Linked DNA regions of Homo sapiens: region 2 is linked to region 1. The links are chromatin loops, found by intact Hi-C in ENCODE. Cell type or tissue: CD14-positive monocyte. All regions are shown on one strand. Links, peaks and the distances in the headings refer to the core of each region. The heading gives the core; the rest is flanking DNA. Region 1 overlaps PCNX1 (pecanex 1). Region 2 has its middle 33 kb from the start of PCNX1.

Region 1 (10,743 bases), core at 1,780-9,779:
CTCTGGTTGTGCATCTCATCAGAGGGGGTGGGGTCCTTGGCCTCGTGAACCCCACTGTTGGTACTCGCTTCCATAGCAATCTTTTCACTGCTAGTCCTTTTGTCACTGGCACAGCTATTCTTCTCCTCTGGGCCTGCACAGCACTCTTTCTTCCTCCCACTTTTTGTTCCTGCTTTAGGAGACTCCTCATGCTCTGACAGGATGCTCTCTATGTGAGTTGAGCTGGTCTGCTCACTTTTATAGCTGCTGACAGTACTGTTAGTGTCCCGGTCCGTTCCACTGCAGTAGCTTTCTGTTGACCCACTACTCCGTGTGCTCAGGCTCCTCAAGCTGTCCATGCTTTTCTCTGCTTTCAAAGGTTTGCTCTTCCCACTTTTTGTGGGTGGCTGAGAAGTATTGATTTTCAAGTCACCAGCAAGCTGAAATTCCCCAGATAAACCAGAATTTTCCACCAAGGATTCTTTGGATCCAGAAAGAGGCTTGGAAGATTCTAACTCACTAACTGGATCTAATCCACGTCTTTGCTGATAAAGGGGAAAATCATTCAGTGAAGTGTCTGGAAAAGCCACAGCAGAGCTAGAAGTCCGTGGTACACCTCGCGGCCGGTGGTCTTTTCTATAAGAGTGTGAGTGTAAAGGTACAAGAGAAGCTACTTCTGTGTCACAGGCGCTGGACAGAGACTGATCAACATGGTGGTGGTGGTTATGACTTGGCAGGTTCACTTTGTCACTGAAGTCCCTTGGCAAGTCCTGTCCACAAGAGGATAAGGAAGGCTGAATAGAGATGAAGGAGTCATTGGAGACAAGACGAAAGAGCTTCCGATCAGCTGCCAAATCTGTTTCAAACACATATTTTGAAATGTTAAAATAAATGTATGATCTGCTTTTCTACTGTTTAACAATGGAAAGAATTCACTGCATACAGTAAATCAAGTATAAATAATTTCTCAAGTAGTTCTCCAAAGAGCTGCTTTCTGTTTCACAGCTGCACAAAGAAAGCATTCTACTCACGAAATGAACTGAACTTCCAAATCTTTGAGTTCTTCAACTGGCCTCAGAAAGAGTTGTATAGACTATCAACAATAAAATTAAGAGGAAACAAAGGGGCCGGGCGCAGTGGCTCACGCTTGTAATCCCAGCACTTTGGGAGGCCAAGGTGGGTGGATCACAAGGTCAGGAGATCAAGACCATCCTGGCTAACACTGTGAAACTCCGTCTCTACTAAAAATACAAAAAAATTAGCCGGGCGTGGTGGCGAGCGCCTGTAGTCCCAGCTTCTCCGGAGGCTGAGGCAGGAGAATGGTGTGAACCCAGGAGGCGGAGCATGCAGTGAGCCGAGATCGTACCACTGCACTCCAGCCTGGGCAAAAGAGCAGGACTCTGTCTCAAAAAAAAAAAAAAAAAAGAAAGAAAGAAAGAAAGAGCAACAAAGGACTATACTTAAAATAGGCCTGGATTTCTATGCAAGCTCTATCTCCAACTTACTAACTTGGTAACTTTGGGTTACCCCCCTGTAAATCTGTTTCCTCATCTGCAAAATGGGACATCAACTTCACTGAGTCACAGGCAAGGAATAACTGAGTTAATGACATATATTGCTTGACACAATGCCGTCACAATTAAAGATGGCTATCATTATTCTACCTTACTAACACAATATTAAAATCCTTTCAAAAAGCTAATACGATTATTTCACAAATCAAGAAAACCTAGAGTAATCAGAAACAAACAAACGAAAATAGGCTGACCAATGCCTAAACAAGATATAATGATGTAAGACATCCTCTTGCTGTTCAGAATGGTAAAAACAGCAATAATTACAGAGCAAAATACTGCATTTTATCTTTCATTATTGGTATAGCAATTAAAAAATACTTCATGAAAAAAATACTTACCTTCTTGTATCTGTAAGACCACTGCTTTAACCCTCCATCCAGACCAGTGATTAGTGACTTATCATACATACTAGATATACAAATGTAAATATAGATATAAATCAATGTATCTACCTACCTACCTACATTGTAATTTATCTTGGAATATAGCTTGACAACCAAACTGCAAAATAGCTGATTTTTAAATATATGTTTTGACAGACAAGGACATCTGAACCTGCTGTTAGTTCAATAAAAAGAAAAATTATTGTCTTGTCATAGCTGGATAGACAAAGTAAAATAACAGATTCTATAGTAAATCTGAGTCTTCCCAGTAGAATCTCAATGACCAAAGCAGACATTTCCCCCTAAGATTAAAAGAAAGGAATGAGTTATTAAAAATGTTTATGTAATCTTTAAAAATCTAAATGTAGATTTAGCTATGATTAATTAATTAAAAATTCACGGATAGCCTCTGGAGTGTACCATAAAAATTATAGTGTATAAATGTCCAATTACACTTTATTTTACATTTTAAAGTTTTCAAGATAAGTAAAACCCGTTCTTTATTATTTTCCCAACACAGCTGCTACTGTAGTTGCGTTCTTATATCTTCTAAATATCAAAATTTAAAAGCTAGCATTGTACGTTTTGTAATATTAAATTATAATGTTATTTCTAAAAACTCTTTATCTCTAATAAGCAATTATCGGTTGGTGTGATATTCACATTTCAAGGATATGAATTTTACAGAAAACTTATCGACTCTGAGCAAGTAGTTGAAAATCACTAAATCTAAGATAACAAAAGGTTTTTTTAATGCTAATGATCAAAACCAACTTCCTTCTGATAAATTAATAAAACAGAAATGTAAGTATTTCATTTTAAAAGACACAGCCAAACTTACTTTAATACATGCACTTTTTTCGATACTGCTAAACAAATATACCACAAAAGGTTTAATTTTGTCAGAAAGAATTTCGGTGGTTTCAGGAAATTTTCAGGTAAATATATTTTTTCTTACTGTTACCCATATGAAAAAGATTATATCAAAGTTAAGAGGCTCAAATCAACACAAAAAGATACATTTTTCATCGAATCAAACTTTTTTTAAAATAATTGTTATTAGTGGCGTTTAGAATAAGAAAGACATACTGCTCATGGTGGTACCAACTGGTGTAACCTTCTTAAAGCAATCTGGCAATATGGCCAAGAAACTTGAAAAGGTATTCTTATCTTGAAGGTAAGAAATTGTTGCTAAAGGATAGAGTCAAATATGCGTACAAGGTTTTTAGCACAAAGTTGTTCATGTCACCTTATTATAAAAGTTCTTAAAGCACAAAAAGTATAACAATGTCCTATAAATAACGATTGAATATGTGGTCCACTAATAATTTCATACAGGCACTAAAAACATTTTCAAAGATTATGTAATAACATGAGAAAATAATTAAGTGAAAAAGGTGGCACTGGCTGGGTGCAGTGGCTCACGCCTGTAATCCCAGCACTTTGGGAGGCCGAGGCAGGTGGATCACGAGGTCAGGAGTTCGAGATCAGCCTGGCCAACATGGTGAAACCCCATCTCTACTAAAAATACACCACTGCACACTCCATCCTGGGCAACAGAGCGAGACTCCCTCTCAAAAAAAAAAAAAAAAACAACAAAAAAAACCACAATTCCAGTTCTGTAAGTTTAAATGAATGCTAATGGTATATGGGCGTATATTTTTATAAATGCGAAAAGTGATATACCACAGTTAGCCATAAAAAGAAATAACATCCTGATACATGCCAGAATAAGGTAAATGAAAGAAGCCAGACACATTAAAAAAAAAAAAACCACATATAATTGTGTTTATATGAAATGTCCAGAATAGGCAAATTCAAAGAAACAGTAAACTAGAGGTTGTCAGGGGCTGCTTGAAGGGGAAATGGGGAGTGTAATGGGTGCAGGTTTCTTACTGGAGTAATGAAAATGTTCTGGATTTAGATAGTGGTGATGGATGCATAATATTCTAAAAACCACTGAATTATATCAAAGCAAAAAAATATGAAAAAATGATATGCAAAAAAAAGTTTATCAGTGGCAGAGGTCTAAATTTTTTCTTCATACTTAACTATATTTTCTAAAGTTAACATATATGTTACTTTTATAAACAAAAATCATACCTTCTTTCTCTCTCTGATCATCCCTATCAATTGATTATGGATAATAATCAATTATACAAACATGTTGTTATATCTCTTACAACATCTTACAAAATCGAAATCCCTCATCTTTACTTCTCCTGCTTGCTATCACCTTTACAAAAATTCACTGAAAGAGTTGTCTGTATTCACTGTCTGATTCTTCTCCTCCAATTCTCTTTGTATTCCAATTCAACTCCCCTAAGACCGTGCTTATCAAGGTCACCAACACCCCCTAAATTGTTCAATCCAATGGTCAAGTCTCAGTCTGCATGTCACCTGACCTATCGGCAGCACTTGACAAAGCTGGTCAATCCATTCTCCTTGAACACAGGTGGATAACAGTCTTGGTTTTCCTTTGATCTCACTAGTTGTTCCTACTCAGTCTCCTGGACTTCTTAAACTAAAGAGGCTCAGGGTTCACATCTTAAAACTTTTCACTTTTTCTTTTTTTTTTTTTTTTTGAGACAGAGTGTTGCTCTGTCACTCAGGCTGGAGTGTAGTGCTGCAATCATGGCTCACTGCAGTCTTGATCTCCTAGGCTCAAGCAATCCTCCTGCCTCAGCCTCTTGGGTAGCTGAGCTACAGGTACACTGCACCACACCCAGGTAATTTTTTGTATTTTTTCTTAAAGGCAGGGCTTCACCATGTTGCCCAGGCTGGTATTGAACTCCTGGCCTCCAGCCATACTCCCACCTTGGCCTCTCGAAGTGCTGGGATTATAGGGGTAAGTCACCGCACCCAGCTAGAACTTTTCACTTTTCTACCTATACTCCCTCTTTGTAAATCTTATCCAGTTTTCTATCCCCATGACAAACTGAAATTCAGAAATACCTGTAACTAGTTCCTCTACCTTCTACCCAGCCCTCATATTCCCATGGGGACGGTCTGAAGTTCTGATCTTGGATAGGGAAGGTATGAGCGAGAGGTAGGGAAACTGTAGATTATCTTAGAAGTGAAAAAGTTAAAGATATACCCCAATATCCTGTTTTCCCCCAGTCATCCTGAATCATGTGACAAAATGAGTGCCAACTAATCAACTAACTGTTAACCAACTAAAGGCTTGGATCCTTGGTTTGGATCCTGTAAATCCAAACCAGAGGAGTAAGAGTACCAAACGATATTTAAGCCAGCATGAACATTTGCCACTAGGTGGCGCCAAACCATAGCCAAGAAAAGGGATTTGGATCAAGAAGTAAAGGCCACATAAACCCCAAGCAGCTAACAAGTATGCTTGCCCTGATACTTCATCAACTTAATAATACCCAACCCCTTAACTGACATGACTGATTTTTGTTGTTGTTTTTATTTATCCACTGACAACTCCTGAATCTAAAACCCCCAACCTAGACCTCTTACCTGAAATCTGGACCTCTCTTATCTACTCATTGCTGCTTACAGGTCTAACAGCACCTGATAGGCCCTGAACTGAACCCCCTAACTTACCCCCCTTGCTCTCCCCACCCTGAATCTGCTCCTCCTCAGTCTTTCCCCTTTCAGTTGGCGGGCCCCCATCCTCCCTGATGCGTAACTCAAAAGCCTTCATCTATGACCACTACTTCTCTCACATAGTATATCCAAATCCATAACCTATCTTCTTAGTATCTTCTACACACACAGTCAGACTACTTCTCACTACTCTGATCTGTGTTCTGGATTGCTGCAATAATCTGCTGAGTGAGGTCCCTGCTTCAACTTTTGCCCCTTTTAATATATTCCTCAAAATAGGAGCCGGAGTGATTCCACTGAAATGAAATACAACCCTTTAGCAGTTCCTTATCTCACTCAGAATTAAAATTAGCACCTTTAAAATGGCTTGCAAAACTCCATACTGTTTGGCCCTTCACTTACTCTGAGCCAGCCACAATATTTCTCAAACCTGACAGGCATGCTCTTGCTTTAGGGCTTTGCCCTTGCTGTTCCCTCTGCGTGGAGGGGGCCCCTCCCCTCAGATATCCTGAGAGCTCACTCCTCCTTCTTCAGGTCTTTGCTCTCAGAGAAGCCCGCCCTCAACTACTCTATTTAAAATTAAAATTTCCCTAGTCCCCACCAATCCCTATCTTCTGTCTCTACTTACTACAGTATATGTTGATTGCTACCAGTATGATTCCATATTAATAGTAGAGAAGCCACATGAGGGTGGAACTTTTTGTCTTTTTGTTCACTGATTTATTTCCAGTACTTAAAACAGTGCCAAGAGTACTCGACAATATTTGTTAAATGTTAAACATATGGAAAAATGTTGCATGATAAAAGCAAGTTTTAAAACTATAGGCCGGGCGCGGTGGCTCACGCCTGTAATCCCAGCACTTTGGGAGGCCGAGGCGGGTGGATCATGAGGTCAGGAGATCGAGACCATCCTGGCTAACAAGGTGAAACCCCGTCTCTACTAAAAATACAAAAAATTAGCCGGGCGCGGTGGCGGGCGCCTGTAGTCCCAGCTACTCGGGAGGCTGAGGCAGGAGAATGGCGTGAACCCGGGAAGCGGAGCTTGCAGTGAGTCGAGATTGCGCCACTGCAGTCCGCAGTCCGGCCTGGGCGACAGAGCGAGACTCCGTCTCAAAAAAAAAAAAAAAAAAAAAAAAAAAAAAAAAAAAAAAACTATATAAAGTAGTATAGCATAGATTTTAAAAAGCATAATTCAAAACTAGATTTGAATTATAGGACTGTCACTTTGTAGCTGTGGGACTTTGAGCAAGTTTCTTATAATTTCTCTCTAAGCAATAACATGCTTATCTGTAAAGTGAGAATAATAACAGTGCCAACTTCAAACGTTTATAGTGAAGATTAACTGGGTAAATGCATATAAAATGCTTAGAAGAGGACTTAAACCAGGGGTTGACAAACTAAGTCCCATGAAGCCAAATCCAGCCCTCAAACTTGTTTTTATAAACCAAATTTTAGGATGGCACAGCCATGCCCACTATTTATGTATCGTTTATGACTCCTTTCACTCTACAATGGCAGAGTTGAGTAGCTGAGTAGCAAGAGAGACCACATGGCCTACAAAGCTATCTGGTCCTTTAGAGAAAAGTATGTTGACCCCAAACTTGGCCAATAGTATGCACCCAGTGCATGTTAGACATCACTGTCTATGTTAATGTATAGTTGCAAGGGTAGATTCGTGTGTATATAATTCCCAACCTACCAGACTATAAAAATCTTGTTTGCATATGGTACTTTCCAGATATAAAATAAGATATATAATCCCTAAACACAAGGGCACCAACCCCTCTGAGATTATTATCTAGTTGTTGAGACACTGTAATGGTCTCATATTACAGAAAAGGATATTATAATTCTCAAAGAAATTGATATTGACTGATTGATTGGTTGATTGACTGAGAGAGAGAGAAAGGGTCTCCCTCTGTTGCCCAGGCTGGAGTGCGGTGGCACTACCACAACTTATTGCTGCCTCAACCTCCTGGGATCAAGCGATCCTCCCACCTCAGCCTCCCAAGTAGCTGAGACTATAGGCACACACCATCATGCCCGGGTAAATTTTTTTTATTACTTTTTGTAGAGACAGGCATCTCACTATGTTACCCAGGCTGGATTCAAACTCCTGGACTCAAGCGATCCTCCTGCCTTGGCCTCCCAAAATGCTGGGGTTACAGGCATCAGCCACCACAGCCAGTTGATTCACCTTTAATTGTTTTAAAAAAGTTTCCATACCACATAGTACATACATACATACATACATACATACATATGTACCTGTATGTGTGCGTGTGTTTCTCTATTTGTGACAGAGTCTCGCTCTTTCACCCAGGCTGGAGTGCAGTCACACGATCTCGGCTCACTACAACCTCCGCCTCCCAGGTTCAAGCGATTCTCGTGCCTCAACCTCCTGAGTAGCTAGGATTACAGGCGTGTACCATTACCCTGGATAATTTTTATATTTTTAGTAGAGACAGGGTTTCGCCATGTTGCCCAGGCTGGTCTCGAACTCCACCCACCTCAGCCTCCCAAAGTGCTGGGATTACAGGCATGAGCCACTGCGCCCGGCCCACACAGTACATGTAAAGGTCTTTTCAGTTTTAGGAATGGGATATAGGGTTAGATAGGGCAGTCCACAGAAGCAAAGAAACAATGATAGGGTACTGTAATTCCAAAAAAGCACCCAAGTACAAGGCACCCAATCTCAGGTATTTCTTTATAGCAATGCACATGGACTAAGACACTATGTCAAAACTTATTGCTGTTTTTGCAGTTGGCAAGAGATGAAGCAGCTGGCATTTAGAGATCGTACTGAATGGAAAGTAACAGTTTTACATACTAGGTTATCCCTAAGCTGGGCTAGTTGGTCTGACCAACTAAAAGAATAGCAGATTCTTATCTCCCATCTCATATTCACTCTGGGGCATATGCTCATAGAATTTCTCTCTCCATGTTTATCTGGCAGAACATGTATAACTGAGTTCAAGTAAGCTAAAAGCATGTGTAACTCTGTATTACTACTATCACCATAACATTTTATGTTAATGTTTCCTTAAATATCATATTAAATTGTTATAAACTTCTGCCAAATTGTATGCAGCATATTCTACAAATTAACTCTGGTCACCACAGTATATGACATCATGGTAAAGTATAACGTTCTTACCTTGTTCTTCACTTCCTTCCTTACAAAGACTAGAACTTTGGCCCAGACTTAAACTGATATCATCAGAAGTCTTAGCAGTGTCTGTATCTCCTACAAAGTTAAGAGAAACATGTGAGGACCTTATATTAACAGTAAGGCTGTAGGGTGGCATAACCAAGGAGTATTAATACATCAAGGAGTACTAATGTCTATCAACTAAAGTAGTTTTTGTGTATCAAAGGTTACAATAATGGAAGATGCACTGAACTAGCAGGAAGTATCATGGACTATCAGAGCACTTAATTATTCTCACAGAACTACAAACCAAACAATGTGGAAAGCTTCAAAATGTAAACTAATAAAACTATTTCTTTAAAAACAAGTGGAATTTAAAAAGGAATGCAAATTACATAACTTGACCCAACATGAATTTCCTTCCCAGGGAAAATTATTAACCTAAAAAACTATAGGGTGAAAACAATACGAATTTATCTGAATAGATCAAATAGCAGAAAATAACTTGCTCTTTTTTGTTCTTTCATTTGTGGTCACATTAGAAGGTTTCACATCAAATTACTTAGTTTTCCATGAACCCCACTAAAACCCACAAAACTGTTTTCCCTCAAGGGCAAGGAAGTTTCTTATAGATCAAAACTTATGTAATTCACGCAATGTAATGTAAGTGGTCAGACACTTTTGTGAAATTTGGATGATGAAAGAGAACACAATTTAAGTCAACCAACCTTTAATAAGATAAATAATTTTATCTATAAAAGAATTTCAAGAATGATTTTTTTCATTACATTTGAATGTACAGTACTGTTATCTTCATTACAACCAAAATGAAAGGGAAAGGCAGGTGCAACTTTTAAGTTAGATCACACCTACCTTTAATAGTTGCTGCTGTTCCAAGACGCGAGGAACCAGATCCAATCTGAAAACGTGACATGAAGTAAATAAAACTAATTAAAATGCTAGCTATGTCATTATCAATACACACTAGCAAGATTATCAAACAAAATTATATGATCAAAACATGTTATCGATCATTTTTATCAATATTAGAAGATACTTGTTGGACAAGCTCTATTGGAGCCACGCAACCTGTTGGCTGCGGCACAGGCTGCGTGTGTCTTACTGATATGTGGAGCTACCCAATCCCTCTGCATGCTCAGGACTGACGGAGCCCCCCCAGAGCCAGATCCTCCAATCTCAAGCAACTCATGTCATACAATTATCATTTTTATACTACATCATGACACGTTCATGTTATAAACAAAAGCAAAACCAGGCTTTATGTCTACCTGAAATAAATTTAGACTTCTTAGGGTATAAAAGGAAGGTTTGGCAGACAAACATTAACATACACTACAAAGTGCAGCATAAGTCTAACCATCGAATTGTAAGTGTATCATTATGTACCTTCTTTAGTTGGAGACAAAAGTAAGTACTTCTTTATAGACAGAACATTAAAAAATAAATCAATAAAAGTCTAAGGCATCCATGAAAAATGAATTTTTAGCACAAACTATAAGGAGAAAATTAAAACCTGATTGTTGAGCTTTTAGTGCTTATATTCAAGATAGTTTAACACTTCCCTAAAATTTCACAGCCATTATTTATTATACTACCATGAAAATCATATAAATAAATACCACAAATTCCACAAACACATTAAGGAAACCAAAGATAACATAACAGTTACTAAATCAACAAGTCTTAGCAACTCTTCCTGTAACTCGTTTTCATGGATTCAAAGAAGAAAACAGTCAAGCAAAGTTAGCACTGTAAAATAAAATTAAGAACATTCATATACTACTTTATACTTTACCACATCTTCCTCTTCATTGGTTTGATTTAGTAGGTGTATATCACAAGAAATCACTCAAAATATAAGTTAATGTTGACTTTGAAGGGACATGAAGGCCTTTCTTGATTTGGATGGCAACTGAATGGGTGCACACAGATGTAAAAATTCACTTAGCTGTACACTGAAGGTGTGCACTACGCTGTGTAAGTTACATGCCAGTGAAAAAGTAAATAAAAATATGCATACATATATCTGTTGAAACTACAAATAAACTCTTGAGGTAGCCAA
Region 2 (10,743 bases), core at 1,197-9,196, 98 kb after region 1:
AATTTCAGTTAACCACAGGCAGCCAACTGTTCAAACCAGGTTCAAATAAGGCAAAGGCCCCAGCTGTAGCCAATCCAGCCGTTTCTGTACCTCCCTTATGCTTTCTACAGGTCAATTTCCTTTTTCTGTCCATAAATGTTACCTAATAAATGTGGCATAAATGTGGCAGCCCTGGAGTCACTCTGAGTCTGTTTGTGTTTTGGGGACTGTTGGATTCAAGAATCTTTCTTTACTCAATTAAACTGTGTTAAATTTAATTTGCCTAAAGCTTTTCTTTTAACCAATGGCATCAGAAGCAGGATCCAAAGTAGAAAATTAGCTGGGTGTGGGAGCACGTGTCTGTAGTCCTAGCTACTAGGGAGGCTGAGGTGGGAGGATCACCTGAGCCCAGGAGTTCGAGGCTATAGTGAGCCGTGATTACACCACTGCACTCCAGCCTGGGCAACAGAATGAGACCCTGTCTCAAAACAAGAAATAAACAAACAAAAAAACCCCAAAAATGCCCACAAAGTAGAGCTTCTAATGACCCCCAGGAGGATGGAGCGACCAAGCAAGGTGCCTGCTGGGCCCACTGTGTCCACTGCTCTCTTGCAGCAACTGGGGATCCTGGACAAATTCGCTCTTAGATTCTGAAGTGCCACAAATTTGTGTTTTGAGCTATCTGAGTTTGAGCAAATTTTTTAACTGGATTCGGTTCAGAAGTCACAACAAAAACTGGACTCAGTCCAGAAGTCACAACAAAAACTGGACTCGGTCCAGGATCGAATCAGATTCGATAATTAAGTGGATTGGATCAAGTTAGAGGCCTCAGCTGTCTCGCTGGGTCAGGCGGAAACGGGTGGTAAATGGCAATTAGTGCAGGGGGTGCGAACTCCAGCTTTTGGGAATTTGCAGAGATTTTGTGTTCTATCTCCTTTGTTCCTTTTTCTTACACACTTGGGTAGGGAAAAATCATTGGCTGACTTGGCCAAGAGGATCTTAGAGCCAAAGCCAGGAATCAACATAAAAATGAGATCCTTAATTTTTGAAGAACTGAGTCCTCCACTTTCCCAGTATGCCTGCCTTTATGTATAGTATATAAGTATTAGGCACCGGAAGCAGCAAATGCTTACAAAAATGGAGAAATCTTACTAAAGATGATTTAAAATTATGGTGGAACATTCAAATGAACAACATTGTACTTTAAGAAGTGCATTTAAAAATGGGGGCTCCTGAATTAGGTTCACCAGGGATGCCTATTGATGTGCAGAAGCTTCTAAAAAAAATTTCAAAATTTGTATTGCCTCTTTTTTTAAAATTTTTTTATTTTTTTTATTTTTTTTGAGACAGAGTCTCCCTCTGTTGCCCAGGCCGGAGCGCAGTGGCGCCATCTCGGCTCACTGCAAGCTCCGCCTCCCGGGTTCACGCCATTCTCCTGCCTCAGCCTCCCGAGTAGCTGGGACTACAGGCGCCTGCCACCACGCCCGGCTAATTTTTTGTATTTTTGGTAGAGACGGGGTTTCTTCACCGTGTTAGCCAGAATGGTCTTGATCTCCTGACCTCGTGATCTGCCCGCCTCGGCCTCCCAAAGTGCTGGGATTACAGGCGTGAGCCACCGCGCCGGCCTTATTGCCTCTTTTAAAGGCTCTTTACAAAAGACAAATAAAGATTTTAAATGACTAATTGATAAGGGAAATAGAATCTGCTAACATTTTGGCTTAGTTACTATCCTGCCCCAAGGTGGAAAGAAAGCCGAATAAAGTGCTTATAAAAGGTAGGCCCTCAGGTAAAGTAGGCTTGTTTCTCTTTTTCAAAGCTATCCATGCTGAGTCCAGGCATAGAGAACGCTTTCTCTGTCCTCTTCATTAATGGGCTCCACTATATTTATTTATTTATTTTTTATTTTTATTTATTATTATTATTATACTTTAAGTTCTAGGGTACATGTGCACAATGTGCAGGTTTGTTACATATGTATACATGTGCCATGTTGGTGTGCTGCACCCATTAACTTGTCATTTACATTAGGTATATCTCCTAATGCTATCCCTCCCCCCTACCCCCACGCCACAACAGGCCCCGGTGTGTGATGTTCCCCTTCCTGTGTCCAAGTGTTCTCATTGTTCAATTCCCACCTATGAGTGAGAACATGTGGTGTTTGTTTTTTTTGTCCTTGCGATAGTTTGCTGAGAATGATGGTTTCCAGCTTCATCCATGTCCCTACAAAGGACATGAACTCATCCTTTTTTATGGCTGCATAGTATTCCATGGTGTACATGTGCCACATTTTCTTAATCCAGTCTATCATTGATGGACATTTGGATTGGTTCCAAGTCTTTGCTATTGTAAATAGTGCTGCAATAAACATACGTGTGTATGTGTCTTTATAGCAGCATGATTTATAATCCTTTGGGTATATACCCAGTAATGGGATGGCTGGGTCAAATGGTATTTCTAGTTCTAGATCCTTGAGGAATCGCCACACTGTCTTCCACAATGGTTGAACTAGTTTACAGTCCCACCAACAGTGTAAAAGTGTTCCTATTTCTCCACATCCTCTCCAGCACCTGTTGTTTCCTGACTTTTTAATGATTGCCATTCTAACTGGTGTGAGCTCCACTTTAAACTCAGTAATTTAGCTAAGAAACAGAAGCTAGGCCAGGCGCCGTGGCTCATGCCTGTAATCCCAGCACTTTGGGAGGCCGAGGTGGGCAAATCACGAGGTCAGGAGATGGAGACCATTCTGGCCAACATGGTGAAACTCTGTCTCTACTAAAATACAAAAAAATTTGCCCGGCATGGTGGCATGTGCCTGTAGTCCCAGCTACTTGGGAGGCTGAGGCAGGGAAATTGCTTGAACCCAGGAGGCAGAGGTTGCACTGAGCCGAGATCGCACCACTGCACTCCAGCCTGGCAACAGAGCAAGACTCTGTCTCAAAAAAAGAGAAAAGAAACAGAAGCTAAGTTAAAAAGACTACCTATTGAACTAAATCAGTCTTTGCAATATACCTTTCTGGCATTTAGCTGGCTATTTTGAAACGCTTTTATTAAAGAAAATTACATCTGTGAAAGAAATCTCTATTTGTAAGGGTGTCTACCTCTGTGCAACACAAAGAGACAGAGGGCTAAGCCCCTGGAAACTCTTTAAATTGAAAAGGCATTGATTTAAATTTATATAACAAGCCTTATCATTTAAGATGCTTTTCCTGGTCATCTTGTCTTAACTGGACCTTTACCTATACCCTCCTTCCTTGGTTTGGGCAAATGGTGGTATTTAGGCCTGAAGTAGGAAATGGTTTGGGGGAAAGATGAATGGGCCCTTAGAAAAATTAATCATGGTTTGTGTGACAAGGTCTGTCTTGGTGTGATGAAACCTTCTCTCCTGTGATAATAGTTAATCTTCCCTGGTTTCTGGAACTTCCTAGGGGAGAGTGTCAGAGGCATTTGAACCAGAGCAACTCCATCTGAATAGGGGCTGGGTAAAATGAGGTCTTGAATAGGGGCTGGGTAAAATGAGGCTGAAACCTACTGGGCTGCATTCCCAGACAGTTAAGGCATTCTAAGTCACAGGATGAGATAGGAGGTCGGCACAAGGTACAACTCATAAAGATCTTGCTGATAAAACAGGTTACAGTAAAGAAGCCGGCCAAAACCCACCAAAATCGAGATGGTGATGAGAGTGACGTCTGGTTGTCCTCACTGCTACACTCCCACCAGCGCCATGACGGTTTAAAAATGCCATGGCAACATCAGGAAGTTACCCTATATGGTCTAAAAAGGGGAGGCATGAATAATCCACCCCTTGTTTAGCATATAAACAAGAAATAACCATAAAACCATGCATTTCTATGGAATAGCCATTCTTTTGTTCCTTTGTTTCCCTAATAAACTTGCTTTCACCTTATTGACTTGCCCTGAATTCTTTCTTGCACGAGATCCAAGAACCCTCTTTTGGGGTCTGGATCAGGACCCCTTTCCTGTAACAACAGGATTGATGGCATTTGGATTCCTTTGGAAAATCTGTCTTTAGACAAACAAGGAGAATTTTTAAAGCCTTGCTCTGAGTACCTGTTAGCAGCAATAGTATACAAAAGCAACATATTTTGGGGTCATATCTTCCGAACTTCTGAAACCGCCTTTGCCAAAATCATACCTGAGGAAATTATGACAGTGAAAGAGATCAGACCTAACTGACTCCATCTTGCTTTCAACCTTTAAGTTGTCCTTGTTCATTCCTGGGCGTAGGCTGAACTAACCTTCAGAAGGAATTTAGTTTATAGTTTAACTCTGAAACAAAATTGATAATAGCCCTTTTCCAAAAAAAAAAAAAAAAAAACCCTTCTTGTCTGGGGACCGGTCTGCCTTTATAGGACTAACAAATTAGCTACAAGATTAGAAATTGTGGTTTAGTGACCACACAGCCTCCAGCTGCAAGATTCTTAACCTCCCAAAATTGCTCCTGGGGAAAATATAACTATTGGAAAACCTAAGATCAATGCTTGAGATATTTTGCAGACCCTGCACTCCATGGATCAACTGACTCCACCCAGACTGGTAATCTGGTTCCACCAATTCTATGATCCCATCCAGGAACAGAAGACAACAAGCAAGAAAACTCACTTGACTCCTCTATGATTCCATCTCCAACCTGACCAATCAGCACTCCCTACTTCCCGAGCCCCTACCCGCCAAATTATTTTTAAAAACTCTGATTCCCAAATGCTCGAGGAGACTGATTTGAGTAATAATAAAACTCCATCTCCCGCACAGCCGGCTCTACATGAATTACTCTTTCTCCATTCTAATTCCCCTGTCTTGATAAATTAGCTCTGTCTAGGCAGCTGGCAATGTGAACCTGTTGAGCAGTTATACTTCTTCAATGGCTAGTTTTGTTTAATAAGTAATTCAAGCATAATTGTAAAGAATGAGTAAATAAGGTGAATGTAAATGGCATCAAAATTTATAAATAAATTTATCATAGTTTCCAAAATCTTTTTCAGCAACTTCAAATTTTAAAATCATGTTAAATTAAGTAATTGAAAATTACTTTATTTTCAATTCATTTTAAATTCAATAAAATACTGAAACATTAATTATTAAGCATAGCTTTAGTTTATATACTTCAACATCTTGTTTTTAATACAGTATATAGAAGTTAAATATATTTGGATCTATTAAGAAACATAAAAATCTGGCTGGGCGTGGTGGCTCATGCCTGTAATCCCAGCACTTTGGGAGGCCAAGGCGGGCAGATCACCTGAGGTCAGGAGTTTGAGACCAACCTGGCCAACATGGCGAAACGCCATCTCTACTAAAAATACAAAAATTAGGCGGGCATGGTGGTGTGCGCCTGCAATTCCAGCTACTTGGGAGGCGGAGACAGGAGAATTGCTTGAACCCAGGAGGCAGAAGTTGCAGTGAGCTGAGATCATGCCACCGCACTCCAGCCTGGATGACAGAGCAAGACTCTATCTCAAAATAAATAAATGGATAAATAAATAAGAAGAAACATAAAAAATTGAGGAAACATTTCTTTCTAAAAATTAGGAAATGGCTTTCATCTACAAATACTGATATAAAACAGTTTAAAATGGATTACTTCCTTGATTGTTCACTGGAAATTAATGTTACTAAGAGTTAAAATTATGATTAATGTATATAATTAAAATATGGTACATATATGTTTACTATATGTGAAATGGGTGGAGTTCCCTTATCACCTTCACAGGGTATGTGACAGGGGTGTGGCTTGCCTCTTCAGGGCCCTACTTCTCAAACCCTAGGGGAGCATGCAGACGGGTGGGTCATGGAGAGCATTTTTGGGCTCTGACCCACAGCAGAGTCTAGGGTTGAGGGTTTGCAGCTCCCGAAGCCCCAGCGGGAGTGTGTTACAGTATATTCTTTCAGCTTTGCCATCTGCTGGTGGCTTGTGTTAATCAGCTCAATTAGACCCTTTGCCCTATCACAAGGACAAAGGGTTTCTGTAGCCTGGGTTCTTGCTCTAGTGTACTGGAAAAATCGGATCACATGTGGACTTGGAGAATGAGTGCAAGGTTTTATTGAGTGGTGGAAGTAGCTCTCAGTGAGATGGATGGGGAGCAAGAAAAAGGATGGAGTGGGAAAGTGGTCTTCCCTGGACTTGGGCCATCCAGCAGCTAGACTTTCCTCCAACCACCCTGGCCGAATTCCTCTTGGTGTCATGTCGTTCTGCCTTCAATGGCCTGCTGGTGTCTGCTGGTGTCTGTCTTCTGCTTCTCTCAATGTCCAGCTGCTTGTGTGTGTGCCCGCTGGGGTCTCAGGTTTTTATGGGCACAGGATGTGGGGGGTGTGGTGGCCCAAAAGGCAACATTTTGGGTGTGAAAACAGAAACATCTGTCCTCATTTAGGTCCGTGGGCACAGGCTCGAGGATGGAGCCCTCATCAGGGACCCCCCCCTTCTCTACCCAGCACTTCCCTGCCCCCCTTCCCATAGCATATGCCTATATACAATACATATTATATATAACATACATAATATATACATATAGTACATATGGGTACTATATGTATGTGCTATACAGAATATATAGTACATTTATAGTATATATATGGACAGAAATATACTATACATATAATATAGCATGTATGTAGTGTAGTATGAACTATACTGAATATATGTACTATACATATATTCTATAGTACATATATTCTGTATTGTACATATATATGTATTGCATGTATGTACTATACAGAATTATTTCTTTTGTTTTTAGTTACATATATGTAATATGTACTACTGATGAAGGCAGGAGACAAATTCCTAGGCAGATAGGGAAGAGTCCCTAGGCTAAAACCTCACTTTCAAGCCTAAAATAGCCTGAAGGCTGAAAGACTGGAGTGCTGGTCTAGGATGAAACCTGTGACCCAGAGGGAGAACTTCTGCCCCTGTTTGCCCACGCTTTCCCAATTGATTCTTTCTGAATAATGCCTTTTAACCCATTGAATGCTGCCTTTTCTGATACTACCTATGGCTTGCCTGGGCATGCCTACGTGTGCACTGGGGGACTGGGGGGCCACAAGCAATTCATGCCTTATTCAGGGGAGGAGCCTGGCCTCATAAGCTCATGTGCGGTGGCCCTGGTTTTCAATTGTGAGGGAGAAACCTGCTTGGAGATCCCCTCTCTTTGCTGAGAGCTTTCCTTTCACTTAATAAATTCTTCCCTCCTCACCCTTCAATATGACCACGTGCCTAATTTTTCCTGGTCATGAGACAAGAACTCTGATTTAGCTGAACTAGGGAGCAAAAATTCTGCATCATTTTGGCCTATACGGGGGTTTGTCAGAAGGGTGAGTAAAACGCTGCCCCAAAAATATCTTTCACTTTCGTTTCTGAGCTTTCTCATCTTCAGACTTCTTCTGAAGGCAGGGAAAACTGCCCCCTCCCTGTCACTTTCAGGGGTTGGGAATGTCAGCCTTGGTCCAATACAGTCTTTTCTGTGGCATTTTCCTTCTTTTTTTCAGAATTAAAATAGCACCTATCTTTTCTTTTATAATATTGGGGGTGTTCCACCCCCACTCCAATGGCCACAGGCATGTTCTTGTGACAGACAGGCGAGCAGCAGCTCCCCACCACCTCTTTCCCTCCTAGCTGGGGCACGTGGCCATGTCTGCTGCATACACATGCTGTGTTCAGTGGCCATGCAGTGCAGGACTGAGCCACAGCCACTTCCCAGGCCCCAGGGCAGTCTTGGGGGCCCAAGGCCCTTCATGGCTAGCTGGCCATGTTTCCCACCACGTGCCCACGGAGTCTTCCCCTCCCCCAGCTGAGGGGTCCAGCTTGTTCTGAGCCTGAGGGAAGAAACAGGAATTAAAAATTTCTTTCCCTGTTGGAGAAACTCATTTGCATCAGAATAAGAGGTTTCTTCCTCAACAATCTTCTCCAGCTCTACCCTTAAGCTGTTCTTTTTCCTTTTCTCCATCAGGTCGGGAGTTAATGGGTTGGTTTGAAGGTAGTTGAGGTTTTTGCCATTACTTAGCATGGCGGTGACCACAATTGCTTTTGCACCAACCTAATAACACAGCCGTGCAATACAGGGGGCTTCTCCATGCCAGAGTTTTTTTTTTTCTTGAAAGGCGTTTTAATAGGCCAGGACCCCAATTCACAAGACACTCTTTTCTATCCCTTGTTGGAGGAGGACCCAATTCCACAGCTTCACCCATGACTTAATGAATCCATGAACCCCACTGAGACACATTCTTGTCCCAAACTCAATTCCAAACTTTGGGTTGAAACTCTAGGAAAGAAAACTGGATCTGAGGCAGATGACAATGGAAGTTAAGAGACATAGCACAGGTAAGCATGACTAATTCCTGCCAATTAAGCCAAGCCTCCCATTTCATGGATAGTGGTCATGCTAGTATCTATGGCATGCATGAGGTCTAGGGAACTTGAAAGCTACTGACAGCAAGGGGAAAGGCAGTGTGTGGGTAAGGGTGGATAATCCTACCCTCTAACCCACCTGTTAACATGGGTGAAAAGGCACATTGACACCCATGGGCAGCACCCTGTCATTGTCTTCAGGACTCCGGGATACAAGGAAAGAAGGAAGAAAAGGGATGCCTCTCTTGCCTCTCCCTCACATACCCTGGGTATTTGCTGGGAAGAGAAGGGAACTAGGCATGCCTTGCTCCCCTCTTTCTAGATGAGTAGCCATTCATCTTCAGTCTTTACCCCTTTCAAAAGTACATCCTGAACCCTTGGGACTCCTTTGAAAAAAAATGCCTTTTTTATTACCTTTTTCCACCTCTGTCCTCTCTTCACAGATGGGTAATTGTGTCCCTGTGCTACAGCACACTCCCCTTGGATGCATCCTCCAAACTGGGAAAAATTAATATCCCCTACCTTAAACTGGTTGCCTTAGAATTGAACTCAGAGGAAGGGAACCTAGAAGGATGACATGCTGGAAAAAGGGCAAAAGTTTCATCATTCAGATGTTGGCCTCTCTCTACCTGTACAAACTGGTAAAAGGAATGATAAGGATCACTGTTTATATTCTCTGTAAAGTTTTGATTAATGAAAAAGGATTTGTGAAGTTAGTCTTAAGCTGTAGCCAATCTGATGTGATTTGCATGTCTTTCTGTGTGATTCTGTCAGGAAGAGGGGTACCATATGATAGGATGTAGGCCTAGGACCCCATAAGCCTGCTGTTCAAGTCAGCCTGGCAAACTGGTCAGTAACAAACTTTGCTGCAGGCCTCCATCTTGTTTTACATCCTTGGGAGTGTGACCTGTAACCACGTGGCAGTACTTTCTTTTAGTCTCCGCCATTTTACAATGGCAACCTGGGTTCAATCCTGGCTTGAGAAATGAGTACTTTTGGGTTGATATCTGTGTGTAACTTTTGCCATTTGCTGATTCTCTTCCTTTCCATGAACAACTTCCAGCTTCCTTTCTTAAATCTTTCTTTCTCTGAATTACCTTTAAAGGTCCTAGATTTTGTAAAAACTGCTTACTACCCCTTCGAAAATACTTCATACATTTGTGGTTAAGTCATAACCTTAATTGAAGCTTGTTGGTTTCACCTGTGAGTTACTTTTGGTAAAGTTCAAATGCCAAAAATATTGGCAGCTTGGCACGGCTAAAGTCAGCTTACAAGGAATTTAAAAGGACTTTCTTTTTATTTTTTTTCTTTTTCTTTTTCTTTTTTTTTTTTTTTTGAGACAGAGTCTCGCTCTGTTGCCCAGGTTGGAGTGCAGTGGTGCAATCTCTGCTCACTGCAAGCTCTGCCTCCCAGGTTCACGCCATTCTCCTGCCTCAGCCTCCCGAGCAGCTGGGACTACAGGTGCCTGCCACTGCGCCCGGCTAATTTTGTTTTGTATTTTTAATAGAGACAGGGTTTCACCGTGTTAGCCAGGATGGTCTCGATCTCCTGACCTCGTGATCCACCTGCCTCGGCCTCCCAAAGTGTTGGGATTACAGGCATGAGCCACTGCGCCTGGCCAAGGACTTTCTTAAGGAATGCTCTACTTAATTAAAAGTGGATATCCAAGTTATAGGTATATTTAAAAGACCTTTATGTTCTCTCTTCTTGGATCTTGTTTTGCTGGAAAAAGATTTTTTTCTCAGTCGACTGAATTACTGTTCTCCCCATGTCTTGCAATTCTTAATGCATGCATGAGAGGCCCTAAGATAACTTCTGATGACCTGAGACTCCTTGAGAAAAACAGAAAAAGTGCCACAGATTCCATTTTGGGAGAAACATCTCTTTCCTTTATGGAACCCCAAGAATTAGAAATGGATCAATCTGTATCAAAATTTATTTTTTGTCTTCCAGCTATACCTCTGTATTGGGCCCTGTTTCTTAAAAGTCTCCACCCTGAGACCAATAATCCAATTAAAAAACTGGCAAATGAAAAATCTTACAAATACTGGATCTTCTTTTGTCTGTCTGTGTAGTTATATATGTATTATGTGTGTGATGTTTATATAAAAAAGCTCTAATTAATTGGACCAAAGAAAAAATAAGCACTTAGATTGAATATTTTTGAAGGAAAATTAAAAGCTATAATATTTTTTAGTTCATGTGAGTTTAATCTTTGAGAAATAAAAACAGTAAGTATTATTGGTAAAAAAATGCAAATATTGTTTGTTTTTTTGTTTTTTTTTAAGATGGAGTCTCTCTTTGTCTCCAGGCTGGAATGCAGTGGCACAATCTTGGCTCACTGAAACCTCCGCCTCCCAAGTTCAAGGGATTCCCTGCCTCAGCCTCCCAAGTATCTGGGACTA

Evidence for each region. Hi-C counts contacts between places; a loop is a spot of excess contacts. Peaks named below come from ENCODE experiments on the same cell type or tissue, not always from the same donor. Only the 100,000 strongest peaks of a DNase experiment are listed, where the experiment ranks them.
Region 2: a loop joins it to region 1, with 2.7 times the contacts of the local background. A loop is called at or near these places in 7 of 110 quality-filtered maps.

Annotation. Positions count from the first base shown.
Region 1 is chr14:70,967,034-70,977,776 of GRCh38, reverse strand. PCNX1 (pecanex 1) reads right to left here. Exons shown (of 36, transcript NM_014982.3): 4 at 9,534-9,579; 5 at 8,667-8,756; 6 at 1-835. Among named protein-coding and RNA genes, the nearest start is that of PCNX1, 65 kb to the right of the region's middle. In CD14-positive monocyte, for the core only: CTCF peaks have their summits at 4,995 and 5,201 (motif pointing right); a DNase peak (open chromatin) is centred at 5,226; H3K27ac peaks cover 1,404 bases.
Region 2 is chr14:70,868,922-70,879,664 of GRCh38, reverse strand. No RefSeq gene overlaps it. Among named protein-coding and RNA genes, the nearest start is that of PCNX1, 33 kb to the left of the region's middle. RefSeq lists an enhancer at 6,933-7,012. In CD14-positive monocyte, for the core only: CTCF peaks have their summits at 5,683 and 5,887 (motif pointing left); a DNase peak (open chromatin) is centred at 5,864; H3K4me3 peaks cover 574 bases; H3K27ac peaks cover 567 bases.